2 separate regions of the Homo sapiens genome follow, and region 2 is linked to region 1. Evidence: chromatin loops called from intact Hi-C (ENCODE). Cell type or tissue: PC-9. All regions are shown on one strand.

Evidence for each region. A loop is a pair of places that touch in the nucleus more often than their neighbours do. Peaks named below come from ENCODE experiments on the same cell type or tissue, not always from the same donor. Only the 100,000 strongest peaks of a DNase experiment are listed, where the experiment ranks them.
Region 2: it touches region 1 in a loop (3-fold over the local background); 43 of 110 quality-filtered maps call a loop at or near these places.

Annotation. Positions count from the first base shown.
Region 1 is chr11:10,650,943-10,658,942 of GRCh38, reverse strand. IRAG1 (inositol 1,4,5-triphosphate receptor associated 1) reads left to right here. Exons shown (of 21, transcript NM_130385.4): 2 at 6,761-6,918. Among named protein-coding and RNA genes, the nearest start is that of IRAG1, 39 kb to the left of the region's middle. RefSeq lists enhancers at 1,143-1,292, 897-2,096. In PC-9, a CTCF peak has its summit at 4,469 (motif pointing right); DNase peaks (open chromatin) are centred at 1,322 and 3,962; H3K27ac peaks cover 3,106 bases.
Region 2 is chr11:10,523,767-10,531,766 of GRCh38, reverse strand. It overlaps RNF141 (ring finger protein 141), which reads left to right. Exons shown (of 6, transcript NM_016422.4): 3 at 1,016-1,124; 4 at 6,394-6,575. Among named protein-coding and RNA genes, the nearest start is that of RNF141, 13 kb to the left of the region's middle. RefSeq lists an enhancer at 4,413-4,472. In PC-9, no CTCF peak of the experiment used is centred here; DNase peaks (open chromatin) are centred at 2,306 and 4,356; H3K27ac peaks cover 1,843 bases.

The DNA.
Region 1 (8,000 bases):
GGGACTGAGCACAGCACAGACATGGGGTGAGCACAGCACAGACATGGGGTAACCACAGCACAGACCTAGGACTGAGCACGGCACAGACATGGGGTGAGCACAGCACAGACATGGGGTAACCACAGCACAGACCTAGGACTGAGCACAGCACAGACACGGGGCAAGCACAGCACGGACCTGGGACTGACCACAGCACGGACCTGGGACTGACCACAGCACTGACCTGGGACTGACCACAGCACAGACCTGGGACTGACCACAGCACGGACCTGGGACTGAGCACAGCACAGACATGGGGCAAGCCCAGCACAGACCTGGGACTGTCCACAGCAAAGACCAGGACTGAGTCTCTTTTACTTGCAGGAGACAAATCTGGGAGCTCTGAGCCACTAGGATGAACACCAGAGTCTCTCTGAGCCTTGGCTTGGTTTTGTTGATGCTGTGCATGCTTAGAGAACTCAGCTGCCCTGTTTGGAGAATGGCGAGGGCACTGAGTGGACTCTATGTACCAGCACCTTGCATGTATTTCCTGATTTAATCGTTACAACAACGCTAAAAGGTGGGTGCTATTACCTCCATTTTCAAATGAGGGAACTGAGGCCAGGGGAGATTTATCCAGCAAGGGAGAGGCAGAGGAAGGATTAGAACGGAATCTGCCAAGCAACAAAGCCCCGTGAGCAGGCCAAGGTTAGGAAGCAGGATGGGGCTTTCCCAAGGCAGGCTTCCCATCCGGCTCACTTGTGGAGTCGCGGAACCCAGCTCTGCAGTTGGCCAGGCCCAGGGGACCCCCAGAGGCACCTCCCAGCACTTTCAGCAGATCTCCTGTGGGGAGCATCCTCTCTCCTGCGAGAGTGACCATGAGAGCATGAGAGCAAGAACAATGACGAGTCACTGCCGAAGGACGCCTGCTTTCACAGCACAGACACAATGGCTTACCCTTTACTATGAGCAAAACCGTCAAAATGAAAAGTCAGAAAGCTGCCACATGCAGCCGGGCTCGGGGCATGGGTGCTCTGGGGACTTTTCTGACTCTGCCCCTCACTCATAGATGTGGCCTTGGTCACATGCCTGCCCCTCTGGGCCTCGGTTCCCCATTGGTAAAAATGGGTGCAGGGGTAAGACTGGTGAGTTCTCAGTGTCCCTCCATCACCCTCTGGATTTGCAGAAGGGCTAAGAGAGCTCCACGTGCAGTCACCCCCAACAATTCCCCCCATCAGTTGTCCATCTAGAGATAGACCCGTGGTATTAATAGCAACCTAATCTCTTTCACATTCTTTGTGCTGCTAAAATGAAAGCAAAAATTCAAAGCTGGAAGAACAAAAAAACTCCCTTCTGAGAATACTGAGTCACTCCAGAAAGGTCAGTGGAGGCTAGGTTAACCCATGGTTTCCCGAAAGGGCTTCTTGGCTCTTCCCTCAATGCTCAAAGATTCACAGAGAGAATCTGAGAGCCGCTTAGCTTACGGGCTGTGCTCCTGGGATACTGTGGTTTCAGAGAGGAGTTTGGTCTCTCCTAGGCAGGTTGCAAGGCTCTGGGAGAGGCATCTTTGGCGCCATGATGAGAGGCTGCTGCTGCCTGCCGAGAACAGGCTTGGCCCTGCAAGGAAGGGGAGCATCAGACCCAGATTCGGTGAATTCCCAGCACTGCCATTCATGAGCGATGACATTGGGCAAGTCTCTGGGCCTCTGTTTCCTCATCTGTAACATGGGTCTAACTTTAATGTTAATAATAATAGTACTTACTCTCCCCATCTCACAGGGCTGCTGACAGCACTGAAAGAGATAGTCTCTGTAAATTCTGTTCCTGAACCGTGCGTCCCGATGATGGCTCTATACTTTCTGGGATACAGTAAGGCCTTTGAAGCCTACAAGGCAGGGCCGGCCTCCGCGTCCTCCACCTGCTGCTACCACCTACCAGAGGACATGCAGGCTCAACTGTAGGCCACTCTTTAGCCCTCATAAGACCCCGGCCCGACAACCGAAGTGTAGGTCCTGTTTCCTCCCCTCTGCCTCCCACCATCCTTAGCCTCACTGGGAGTACTCACTCCAGCCCTCCCCTGGGAGGCAGGGCCCCCGTGCTAGTCTTTTCTGCCACACTCAAGCAGAACTCCTGGTGAAGAAGCCAGAGTGGAAGAGAGGAAAGATGGCGGGCCTAGGAGTCAGACTAGCCTGGATTATAGCCCTTCACCAGCTACTTACTAGCTGTGTGATCTTGAGCAGGTTGCGGAACCTCTCTGAGCCCTAGATCCTTAATATATTAAATGGAAATAATAAAACCTATCTCATGGGGGTTAAAGAAAATAGCACTTGAAATACATTTAGCATAGTGTCCGATGCTCAGTAGGCGACTTAGAAGTAGCTGAAGAATGAAAGCATGAACAAAAGCATATTAGTTTGTTTTCTTTCATGAGCAGGGGCAGATAAAATATTTAAATATGGTTTAGGAACTTCTAGCCTCTTCAGTTGCACAAATTACTGGATAGTTATCCCAGCAGAGTCTCTTGGAAGATTTGCACCAGATACAAGGGTAGCTGAACCAGTCAAGTTGTTTCCGTTTCTGCACCTCAGTTTCCCGGCCTGTAAAATGGGCCAGGTTCTAGTTAGGCACTAGCTGGAGGCAGAATGAGTAGAGTCATAAAAGCTGATTAGCTCTTGGCACTGGCCTACCTAACCCTTTCCGAACCAGACTGGAGAGGCAGCAAGAAGGGCCCTGAAAATGGGTTAAAGAAGGAACAGCTTGGAGACCAAACATTACTAAATATTTTTTCCTTTTATGGGTTGGTGCTCTAGATCAGCACTTCCTGGAGATTATATTCTAAACTTTGCAGTGATGGATGTGAGGTCCGTGTGCCCACAAGCTCCAGCAGAACCCAGATGTCACCCTGGGGCAGGGACTCTCCTTTTACCTTGCTATTTTAAGCAGCGAGTTTATAATAATGGATGGGAGAGACAGCAAACAGGGCAGGAGCAGCGTGGGAATGGCCCCTGCAGGCAGGGCTGCTGGGGCTCCCCTGAGGAGCCTGGGGTTCCATCTTGTCAAGAGTGGGGCCTCAGCAAGCATCCACTCTACTTTTATGTTGTGGCAGCTGACATCTGACTTAACTCATTTGTTCTATTCTGCTTTCTGTCACAGGGACTGACTTAAGCTCTTTTTGGAAGAGAGGGAGGTGGAGGAAGAAAGTAGAGGGTTAAAAAATGAGGTATTTCTCATGAGACTTCAGACCATAATCCCAGAGTCCTGGGATGGAATCGTCAGGTCTTTCAGTTTGTTGTAGCTAAAAAGAGTCCAGGATTTCAGGGACTCCCAGGGTTAGAAAAGGCCCCTGAAGTGGTTAGGAATCCTGTGACCCTTGTCCCAGGCTTTACGAGAACGCTCCAAGGAATGGGGACTCACTACCTTAAAGAACAGCCTGTTTCATCTTCAGGTGGTTCCAACCACTAGAAGGTCGTCCCTTGCCTTCATCTGACCTTTCAGTCATTAGTTATGACATCTATTCTTTGGGAACAGTAAAACCACATGAATGCTTTCCAAACATCTGAGAAGAGATTTTTATTTCTCCCTGCACTTCCTCTTCTCCGGGCTAAAGTTCTCTAGTTCTTTAAACACAAATTTTTGTTCTCCTTGCTTCCTGCTTCCCAGGTTCAAAACATGTCCCAATTTGTCTAAATCCTTCTTAACAGGCAGAGCACAATATACTTTGTGTAGATTAAGACAAAAGAAAAGTGGAATAGTCACCTCCCATGTTTTAGAAACCATGCCCCTGTTAAGACAGCCTGGACCTGTACATACGTCACACATAATTTTAAAAGGTTTCCTATGAGATGTAGCCAACTTCCTTTAGTAGAATCAGGGTTTGTGGCTAGTCTTTTGCTACCCTCAACCCCTGTTACCAAATACTTTACCCAGCACCACTGATGCCACTGCTGCTGAAATCCAAGTAAAGATGATAGAAATTAATCACAGAGCTCACCTTTGGGTGAACCTGATGCTCAGTTTATTCATACAGTAAGAATTTGGCATGGAAGACACAGACAGCATGCCCTGGCCCCGTAGTTCTCATTCCCAAGAGCCAGGTGAAGTCTGTCCAATGTGGCTTCTCCCCATCCTGTCTTATCTTCCCCACTAGACACCCAGCTAATCTGTTCCAAGAAATTCCACTCAGCATTTGTGTTCACGGCTCAGCTCAAACATTTGTAATGTGAAATATTTGCTAAAATCATGTCCCACCATCCCAGTTCCCACAGGTAACCCTTTTCTGGGGTCCTGCAACTTCTCACTTTCAAAATATTTACCCCATTATACTGTTCTCCAGCGTCTCCTACCACTGGGCTCTATGTTCCTTGAAGGCCAAGATTATCTTTATGTCACCAGCCCCTTGCACAGGCCTGGTAGAGTAGGTGTAAAATTTTGGCAGTGAAAGAATGAATGACTCTATGGATGGTCTACTTGAGATTTCTTGAGGTGACCAGTAGGGGTCACCCTAACTGTTCCAGAGCTGTGTGGGCTAACTTGTTCATTGCAGAGAAAGACAGCAATCAAGATGGTGGTCACCTTGACCAATCCTGGGGCTAAAAGTCCCTAGTTCTTTAAACATAAATCAACAATCATTCTTTGCTGAATCTTTTGGGTACCTAGGATGAATCTGACACCTTGCCTAGCTCAAGGAGCTCAGTCCAGGAGTCTAGAGGTATGTGTGTTGGCTGGGGGGTCTGTCAGAGCTGGGCTGATGGCAGCTCAGGCCTTTTCTCCAGTGCCCTGACTCTAGGGGCTTTCCGAGCCCTTTCTGAAGGACAGGAAGAACACCAAGTATTATGGGAGGTGGCAGGGCTTTCCGGTTCTTCCTCCTACAGCCTCCAGCAGTCAGCAGTACCTTCCAGAGGACCTGGAACACAGTTGGTGCTCAGTAAATGACAGTGTCCTTCATCTCCACCCCCACCCACCATGTCCCATCAGCCAAAGGTCACCTCACTATGTTATCTGCATGGTGGTCTTAATCTACTGTGCAGTGGAGCAGCTCCTTCAGGGAATCTCTAAAAGTTGCAGAACCAGGCCAGTTGTTAGTTCTATAGATTCCTGAAGGTATTGCCCACCCCACTAATAAAAGAAGGAGGGAGTTTAAGGATGGGGAGAGGCCAGGCAGAGCCCTTGGAGCTTCGGCCAAGCTTCCTGGGCTGCAGACCCCCGTGCAGGTGGCCTCTGTGGGAACTACTGTGAACTGAGTGTGTTTCATCCTTGGAGCATCCTGCTTGGGAGGCATTCTTATCTGTTTTGACAAGAAAACTGGGACTCAGAGATGAAGCCTACTTTCCAAGGCCACATAGCCAGTGAGTGGCAAAGTGAGGACTCACACCGAGATATCTGGTTCCAAAGCCTGTGTTCTTTCTACATTGCTATCCTGCCTTTCCCTATGGAAACCTGGCATTGCTAGTCTCCTCTTCTAAGAGGAAGCAGAGGAGCTAGACCCATTGGCTCAGGTCTGTTGGCAGGATCATACTCCTAGGCATCTTGACAGACAAGAAGCACGAAAGAGTAGTGGAGCATGTTTTCAGTTACAAGGAACAAAAACCCAACACAAAGTGATTTCAACACCAAGAGGCTTAATTGTTCATGTAACCAGCTAGTCCAGAAAGTGTTCAGGCTTCAGGCACACTTTAATCAGGGCTCCAGTTCTGTTTCTCTGCAGGTCCCTTCGCTCTGCCCTCCTCTGTGTGTATCATTTAGATTCTGTCTGGCTTTCCTCATGGAAGCAAAATAGTGTCCGTAGCACCAGGTCTCATATCTTCACACTCCACCACTCAGAGCAGGAGAAAGCATCTGGTCCTAGAACACCACTTTAAGCTCATCGATGTAGGCTGGGTCCATTGTCTATCCCTGAGCCAGTCACTGTGGGAGGTGGATGAGATTATGCTGATTGCAGTCCCAATCAGCACTGGGACCCCAGTGCCCCCAGGCTGCTGCACCATGGGGAAGGGATAGCCTGGCTTCTGGGAGTCAATCTAAGGTTGCCAGGGGTGGGCACAGGGCACATGGAATTCACCCTGCCTGAGCCCCCAGGTTTTAGTAGGGCTGGTGTAGTCCCCATAAGGGCTGAACTCAAATGAGAGAGCCTGTGCTGAGGGTCAGAAGAGCATGAGGGGAGGTGTCAGGGAGGAAGTCAGGAAACAGCACCTCTTACTCCCCATCCACATGGCTGAGGAACACTGTGTAGTATAGCAGAAAAAGCCCCAGCCTCAAAATCAGGAAGATCTGGGTTCAAATTATTGGTTCTCTGTATGATTTGGGGCAAGTGACTTTCACTCTCTGGGGCGGTTCTCTCATCTGTAAAATGGGAATATTAATGCCTACATCAGAGGTCATCTTGAGGATTCAATCAGATGATGGTGATGCTCCTAGGACAGGGCCTGGCACCCAGTAGGTGCTCAGTAAGTGGTAAACAACTGCCAATGTGATCTCAATGGAGTATCTTCCATTAGCTACAGCTTTGAGGAGTTCGAAGCACATTTCTCCCTTCTGGGATAGCTGTGTTTACTGTAAAGACCAAATTAGATGCAAAATCTCTAAGGTCACCTCTGACTTTGTAAACAAAGCCAGAGAGCCGGAGGAAATGAAATTCCAAATGCCCTCTCCTAGCCTGGTTTGACCTCCGGTGTTGATGCAAACTCAAGCCGGCTCTCACTGTGGCTTGTGGCTCCGGGAAATGGAACCCAGCTTGGGACAGGGATGGGAATGGATTTGACTTGTCCTTTTGGCATCTCCCCAGCCTGTGGAGCCCAGGCCTCTTGGAGCATCTTTGGGGCTGACGCAGCGGAGGTTCCGGGCACACGTGGCCACTCCCAGCAGGAGGCTGCCATGCCCCACATTCCCGAGGACGAGGAGCCCCCCGGAGAGCCACAGGCAGCCCAGAGCCCTGCCGGCCAAGTAAGTGCCCCCTCCCTGCCCTCAGCTAGCCTGGCTGGGGGCCAAGCCAAGCACCCTGGGCTGAGGCCACAGCTTTTAGGCTGGCCAGAGGGTTTGCTGACAGCTCATGTAGGTTGCAGTGGGTACCTGGAGAAGGTGTGTGGCTTCCATACTGAGGAATCAATTACTCTGAGTTGGTTTGAATTGACCGAGGCCCCAAATATTCTGGGTATAGAACCAACCATCTAGGCTGTGTCTGACTGAGGCCTCAGAAGTCAAACCACAAACCATGCAGGCTCCCTCTGAAACCGGAGAAGGACTTATATGAGAACCATTAGCACTGAGAACCTCTTATGTCAGGTGAGTGGGCACGAGAAAAGGCCACTTAAAGTGAATCCACTTAAAATGGAGATCAAAATTGTATAGTAAATAGCAAAAAAGGTTTTCAGTGAAATTTTATTATAGAAAGGAAATGATGAAAGCAGATTAATTTAAAGAGACATCAAGATTTTTATTGTACAAATGAGGCATTCAAAACAAGCTATTTTTAGCTATACAGATTACAAAATATAGGTTATGTGCTAATTTTCAGATTGAAGAAAGAATAAAATGTTGATTTTGGTGTGGGTATATTTATTTATTATACCAGCAAAGTGATCTGTTCACATAGTAACTCGCTCTTCACATTTTACTTTACAGCACCTAATTAAGAGTCTACGTCTGTTTAATACTTAAGGGCTTCATCCATTTCCCCAAGGATCTCTTTCAGTCCCTCGATATTCAAATTATTCCCTTTTGAAGAACCTATTTGAGCATCATCCTCGTCGTATTTTCTTCACTTAATTGATAAGCTCTATCTGATCTCCTTGGTCAAAGACCTTGCATGTAAAATTCTCCATCACTGTTTTCTTTGACTTCATGAACTTTGCAGTTGATTTGCATTGAAATGGTATTGTCCTGTTATATCGGACAGTCATCCAAACTGACCTGAGCCAGGTGGGATAGACGCTTTTTAAGTGAGGGAAGAATCTATAAGTGGAGCATTATTTTTACAAAAGGGCAGATTCTTAGTGAGTATTTTCATGTTATGATGGCATTTGTTT
Region 2 (8,000 bases), 130 kb after region 1:
CCACTGGTGCTCAGAGAGAGTTGTTAGTAATGATAAAAGGGAACTGCAATACTTAAGCATGTCTTCGAACTGATTTAAATTAATGTTGATAGCATGATATTGAATTATCTTCTAGAAGTGATACATTTTTATGTTTAAATCCTTTAGCTCTCTAAATTAAAATTACTCTGCTAGGGGAGGACAGTAGAGCTATATATAAAGTGTCTCAAATCATTTGTTTTACTTGATGTAGCCCCAAATTATCTGAACAAAAATTTTCAAGAGGTTTGTTAGTATCATTGTTTGAACAAGGACTGAACCAAGAGCAAGATGTTTTTCATGCTTTATATACGTCTGAGGCAACAGTCAAAAAATTTTGATAAATGACACTAGCTAACCTTTTTTTTTTTTTTGAGACTGAGTCTCACTCTGTCGCCCAGGCTGGAGTGCAATGGCGTGATCTTGGCTCACTACAACCTTCACCTCCCGTGTTCAAGCAATGCTCCTGCCTCAGCCTCCTGAGTAGCTGGGATTACAGGTGTACGCCACCACGCCCGGCTAATTTTTGTATTTTTAGTAGAGACGGGGTTTCACCATGTTGGTCAGGCTGGACTCGAACTCCTGACCTCGTGATCTGCCTGCCTTGGCCTCCCAAAGTGCTGGGATTACAGGTGTGAGCCACTGCCCTGGCCAACCTTTTTTTTAAGTCCCTGATTTCTAAGACTTGTTTTTCCTAAATGTCTTTGTTAGAAATTTAAAGACCATTGAGATATAGGTGTGACAAAGAGAGATTTATAAATATCATGCCACCAAGCTGTTGACTTTAAAAACCTTAGAAATTAAGTTGCATGTTTATGTTCAAAATATTCTCTATCCCTGTTTTAAGAATCCAGTTATTATAATCATTATTATTTGTCTTTTTGTGTTTCTTCATATTTCCTTCTCTGAAATTGTTTCTTGAATCTAGTTTCATGGCTGTATTATTTTATTAATATATGATTTTTCATAAAATTAACATGTTCTTGTCTCTTTTCAGAACGGCTAAAGTGGCTTCTGGCCAGGAAAAACATCTTCTCTTTGAGGTACAACCTGGGTCTGATTCCTCTGCTTTTTGGAAAGTGGTTGTACGGGTGGTCTGTACCAAGGTGAGACTGATGGAGACTTCTACCTCTGAGCTTAAGCTATTTTGGTGGCTAGAACTATATTTAATACTGTAAGATAATATAATGCATATACATTTTAATAACTCGGTGGTTTTGTAAAACATAGTTTTGTTACTGTTATTGCCTTCTAACTAGCTGTTTGAATCTTACAGTTGTCTAATTGCTATACAGCAGGGGTTTTTATAATCAAATTCTTTTTTGCCTCAATATCTCTAACCATTACATCATACTAATCTTCTATCTCTGTTTTTGGGTTTTTAGCTGGCTGTGGAATGCTAAGGTGACATCCTATTTAGCTCTAAGATGATACCTTAAAAATTAATGTTATCTTGAGATCATTTCTTTTAAGAATACATTCATTCATTAAAAAGAAAAAAGATCCATTGAAAGAGTTTTTTTGTTTTTTAGTAATTTTTAGTTATGGGATAGATTTTTTGCCAGCTGTCATTGAGTATTAGAAAGCCTCAACCACCACTGAGTAGATTCAGATAGAAAGTTCTTAACTTTTTGAGGCTACAAACCTTTTGATTAAATGAAGGCATGAATTTTATTAGGCCACCTCCTATCCCCACCCCGGCTCTAAAACAAAGAACAAAATCATCCATATGCATATAAACCATAAATTGGGCATTCATGAGCGCTCTGAAGTTCATTCCCGACTGACCCATAAAGATTCCCTGGGTTAGGAGATTTTTCCTTTGAGTCACGGACCCTGGAGGTTACCCAAATAATATGCCTTATTTCCTCAGTAGATTGTCAGTTTTACCCATACTGTGTTTTGCTTCCAGTTTATTCAGATAAACATTTGAGCACAAGTGTGAGAGGCATTAGGAATATATGATAAATAAGACAGATTTCATGCTCTCAAGCAGACTGATCTCTCTCTTCTGATCCAGATTATCACAGATTTTGTATTAATCTCTATACTTCTAGACTCTTCTCCAAATTCTAATTTATGCTGCTGTGAGATTAACCTTTCTAAAGCACAACTCGCATCAGATTACTGCCTTGCTTAAAATTCCTCAGTAATTCCTTCTTGCCTACCAAATAGTCCCAACTCCTACAATATGACTCCAAACTATCTTTTCTGCATTAGTCACAATGACCTTCTTTTGCTCTGCATTCTTATCAGGCTTAACTAACTTAAGACTGTATCATTGTTACTTTTCTTTTCCAGTTCAGTGCTTCTGCTTATTGTGTTTTCTCAACTAGGATGTCCATTCCTTCCATTAGGAAGTCACGGAAAATTCCTGTTAAACCAGTTTAAACAAAAACAATACTTATTTTCTCACTTATCAAGAAATCCTAACTCTATAGACTAACTGCAGGATTGGTTAAATTAAAGACCCAGCAGATGTCACTTCTGAACTCACTGGTCAGTATTGGGTCATATCCCCTTCATACACCTACACTGACAGAGGGAATATGATTAGCATGATTGGTTTAGATTAGACTAACCAGGATTGACTCCTGCATCATTTCAGGGAATGGTGGACACAAAAACAAAATAAGGTTCTGCTGGCAATGAAAAGAAGGAATGGTATTTGGATAATCAGCCAGTAGTTTCTGCCACACCTTTTATTTCTGCATCTCTAAACCTGATGTCTCTTTAAAGGTCCACCTCAAATACCATCTCATCCATTAAGTCTTCCTGAATAGGAGTTCTCTTGTCTCTTCCAGATTCCAACAGCACATTATTTATACTTTATAATACTGCATTACGAAAAAAGTTGTTTAGGTTCTTAGCTCCCCTTTAGAGAGTAAGCTCCTGAGGGCAGGAACTATGTCTAGATTCATTATTGTATCTCTTACAGGCTGTAATACGGTGCTTTACACATAGTAGGAACTCAGTATATATTAAGTGAACAAAAAAAATCTGTTGAAATAATACTCTCTTTTTAAATGACTGGGATAGGTTGAAGCTTTCCTTGTTTATTGACACAGTATATTATCTAAATTACACTTAATGTTCATTTTTATTTCATAAAGTACTCAGCTCACATTGAAGAGGCCAATATAAATTGTAGAAAGCTAAGGGAATACGAATATATCAGGCTTTTCATCCCTTCGTTTTTTGTTGCTCTTTGACAAATACAGACTTAAGGTTTAATTTTATTAGTAGTCAAATTCCTTTTTGCCTCAATATGTCTAACATCTGTATGTGATTAAACATCTTCCTTAAAATAAGATTCTAAGTAGAGAAACAAAAGTACTAAAGGCACAGGCAATTAGATATTTTTTCATGTGATTTTTCTTGATTTTAGAGCTACTCTAAAGAAATTTTTTTATTTGCATTCCTTAGGTTCTTTCTGAAAGAATCTGAGAGGTCAGTGTTTATGTTAGAAAGAGGTCAAGTCCACCATGAAAAACTGATAGGAGATTGAGAGTTTCACATTTCTTAATGTTAAACAACTTTAAAAAAATTGTACTTTAACCCTCTGTATTTACATTAAGTCTTTTTCTTGACTCTCTGCCATCTGCTATGATTATCCTTAAATAATATTTAATCCACTATAAAAAATGATCTAAATTATGTTTAAATGGAATATTTTATGGAAATAATATTAGAAAAATAAGAGATTAATTAAAAACTAGGTACTAAGGTGGCTGTTAAGAACTACATGAATTATATTATTTCATCCTTCTTTTTTCTTAGACCAACTTCTTAGAGTCATTCTTGGCTTTTCTTTGTCTCTCACACCTGACAATCTGTAAGTGAGTCCTGTCACATCAAAATGTATTCAGAATCTGGCTAGCTCTCACCATCTACGCTACTACCACCCTATTCCTAGTGACCATCCTCTATCACCAGGATTATTCCAGTAGCCTCCTAACTGATCTCCCTGCTTCTCTTGCCCTGCTTCTGTCTATTCTCAGCACAACAAGCAGTCTATTCCAAGCACAACAACCAGCCTATTCCACATCACAATTTGAAATGTAAATTAGATCATATTACTCCTTGGCTCAAAACCCCCCCCCGTGACTTCTCATGCACTTGGAATCAAAGCTACAGTTATTACTGAAATCAGCAAAGTCCTATATATTCTATTCCCACCTCACCGTCTATCTACCACTCCTTCCTCTGTCCGTCTGTCACTCTGTTCCAAACACTCTGGGCTTCTTGTGAGACTCTCTGTGCTCCTTGCCAGGTACACCTCTATTAAACAGCCTTTGTATTTCCTGTTGTCTCAGCCTGGAATGATCTTCCCCCTAGACATCTATATGACTCATTTCTGCACCTTTCAGTTCTTAAATGTCAACTTCTCTGTAAGGCCTTCCCTGTAACCCCTCAGCGTTCCTTCTCCCCTGTTTCATCTTCTCCATTACACTTATTTTCATCTAACCTAATCTGTATCTGTATTTTATTTGCCTGTCTCTCCTACCTATCATGTAACTTGCTTGAGGGCAGGGATTTTGTTTTATACACACTGTGGCTAGTGCCTAGAGCAGTGCACATAGTACCAATAACATCCACATAATGGTACTCAATAAATACTTGTTTCAGGAATCCTATGATGAGAATAGTTACAGTGTGATACACTTTGCTATTTCTGTACTGACCTTATATGGATTATTCCATAATTTCTTCTGTACTATGCAGTTCCAAAGGACTACCCGTTTCCTCAGCTCTGAAGATCTATTTTGTAAGCCTGTTAAATTCCTGTTACTTTTTAATTCTGTTTATTCTCTACCTCATGTACAGTCTTTTAGTACAAAGAACCTTGTATATTTGCATCTCCAGATAGATTTTACCTTCCCAAAATTTAATCAACTTTCTGATTATTAGAGATGGTTCTAAAATTTCTTAGTATGGTATATGACTCATTCTTTTTTTTTTTTTTTGAGACGTAGTCTTGCTCTGTCGCCCAGGCTGGAGTGCAGTGGCGCCATCTCGGCTCACTGCAACCTCCGCCTCCTGGTTCAAGTGATTCTCCTGCCTCAGCTTCCCAAGTAGCTGGGACTATAGGCGTGTGCCACCATGCTCAGCTAATTTTTTGTACTTTTAGTAGAGATGGGGTTTCACCGTGTTAGCCAGGATGGTCTCAATCTCCTGACCTCATGATCTGCCCACCTCGGCCTCCCAAAGTGCTGGGATTACAAGCATGAGCCACCGTGCCTGGCCGCATGACTCATTCTTGAGTCTCAGTATTTTTTTCCCTGCCTTTTCAAATAGTAAGCAATTAATAAACGTGTTACAACTATTATTTTCATTTACAATATTCAAATGTATAATAATATTTTAAAATATGTAATCTACCTCATTTTCTGATACCCCTAGTTCCATCAATACATTCCAGAACCTAAAGTCACAATTTTATGGCCCTGTGTCTTTGTCTCTCTCCCTATATTCTTCATTTCTTTCTAAATATTTTCTGATTTTGCTTGTTCTTACTCTGATATGCACTTAATAGATTTCATGGCTTACTTCTTCCCCAGTCTTCCATCCTATGTCTTGTGCTGAAAGGAAGTCTTTCATGTCTCTAATCTTTCTCTGATTTCAAGTTCTTCATCCAAGAACATTATACCTTCACCTTACTGGCCTCGGTCATTTCATTATGCCTCACTCCATGGCTCCCCAAAGCTTGTGAAAGCAATCTCCTCTGCTTGCCCCAAGTATCTTCTACATTAGATTGTAAACTGGATGGGGGAGAGGTACAACCTGTAAAGGTACAACCTTTGGGCCACTGGTTTCACCTCATATTAAACGAGTTTTTTGATAAAGCTCAAAATGGCCTTCTGGGAAAAGTCCAACCACCTTTTGTTAGGATTTATTTTAAAGTAATTTTCTTGCTTTAGTTTAGAAGTTTTGGTACAAAATAGAACTTAAAGATATTTAAGAAAGTACTTGTTTGAGTTGTAGAATCTCATGCGGTTGTTGGAGTCAAATGAATCCTGTGGTTAAGAAATTCTTTAAGAAATTAAAGTGAAAGAATTGTTAATACTGATCTCTAAAATTTATTTCTTAACTCTGAGAAAGTCACCTTACCCATCAACAGCATAATGCCTAATTAATCTTACAGGGTGATTTTGTGTGTTAAATGAGGTAAATTTGTATAAGAAGTTTGAACCCCACAAGTGTAGGGGACATGGTATTACTCATTTATTCAGACTCTTGCTTTCTTATGTAATTTGCAAATCCTGAAAACTCCTATTTCCTAGGATGTTTGACTAAATATTTGTTCCCCCTTTTTGGGAAAAATTGGTCAGAGAAATGATCAACTTTTCTTTTTCATGTTCTTTGTATTTTTAGATTAACAAAAGCAGTGGCATTGTGGAGGCATCACGGATCATGAATTTATACCAGTTTATTCAACTTTATAAAGATATCACAAGTCAAGCAGCAGGAGTATTGGCACAGAGCTCCACCTCTGAAGAACCTGATGAAAACTCATCCTCTGTAACATCTTGTCAGGCTAGTCTTTGGATGGGAAGGTATATAATGCATAAGTATTGTATTTCACTTATTTTCTAATATGAAAACAACTGAAATCTATTAATATTTTTGCTGTTGCTCATTGTAGCATCTTAAATCTTTTTTTTTTCTCAGTTGGTATTGTATCTGAGATCAGTTTTGGGGTTATTCTGTGCTTCGGATGTTGTTACAGTGCTAAATTAAAGTGGCTTGGCAGGGCCACTTTAATATTAATGTTTCTGTCACACTGGTCTCCAGGAATCCGCTCTATATGCATGCATTTATTGACAAAGGAGATAGTTAACACCTTCCTTATAATAGGTATTTAGGTTCTTAGACAGTCAAAGCTTTTTAGGGAATTAGGTCAAAGAATTTGGCAAAATCATCCCACTTTTTTTAAAAAATGTCTAATTGAAGCATTAAAATTTTATATATTGGCTTCAGGACTTGGCAGTCCATTCAGGAAGGAACCGAATGCATATACTTAGTTACCAGAAGGAAATGAAGTCAGCCAGAGTTTTCTCTGATGATGTTTGTTTACCCAGGCCTAATACATTATTGTTCTATCTAAACTTTCTTTTCCTTCTCTGTTATGCTTTTGGCACATGAAAGTTCCCACTTCTTGACATTTGACAATCATGATCATAATTTAAATTTGTAAATATCTCATTGGAAAAAGATTTACATGGGTCCAAACATGTTGACATCCTGTCTTACTGTCATACTGGGTAGATAGCAGAAATCTATATTCACCGTGTCCTTTACCTTAAAGTTAAGAATGTACTTAACAGTGATTTTTTTTTTTTTAATTGAGGCGGAGTCTTGCTCTGTCGCCCAGGCGCGATCTCGGCTCACTGCAAGCTCTGCCTCCCGGGTTCACGCCATTCTCCTGCCTCAGCCTCCCAAGTAGCTGGGACTACAGGCGCCCGCCACCACGCCCGGCTAATTTTTTGTATTTTTAGTAGAGACGGGGTTTCACCGTGTTAGCCAGGACGGTCTCCATTTCCCAACCTCATGATCCTGCCCTCCTCGGCCTCCCAGAGTGCTGGGATTACAGGCATGAGCCACCATGCCCGGCCAGTGGTTTCTTTTTTTTTACTGCTCTATTTACAGTTGCATTTTCTGGTTCATTCTTAACCAACTGGTTTTCAAGCACTATGTTACAGTTAAACTGTATTTTCCATTTATTATTTCCCAATTATCTTTAATAGAATTACTTGGTTTTCTAGGTTTGGTCTATACAAGTGTTACTGATAGGCCAAGTGACTTTTAGAACATGGTAGGCAGTGTTTAGGCTTGTCTTTCCTGTATTCTGTAATCTTTCAAAGATGGATCTGATTTTTCTGCTTTTCTTCTCTCCAGAATAGTGGTTGTTGTTTTGTTTAATTGTTTTAAAAGCTGAGGATGGTGTTTGCCAATGTATTTAAGCTGTATGGTAGCACATG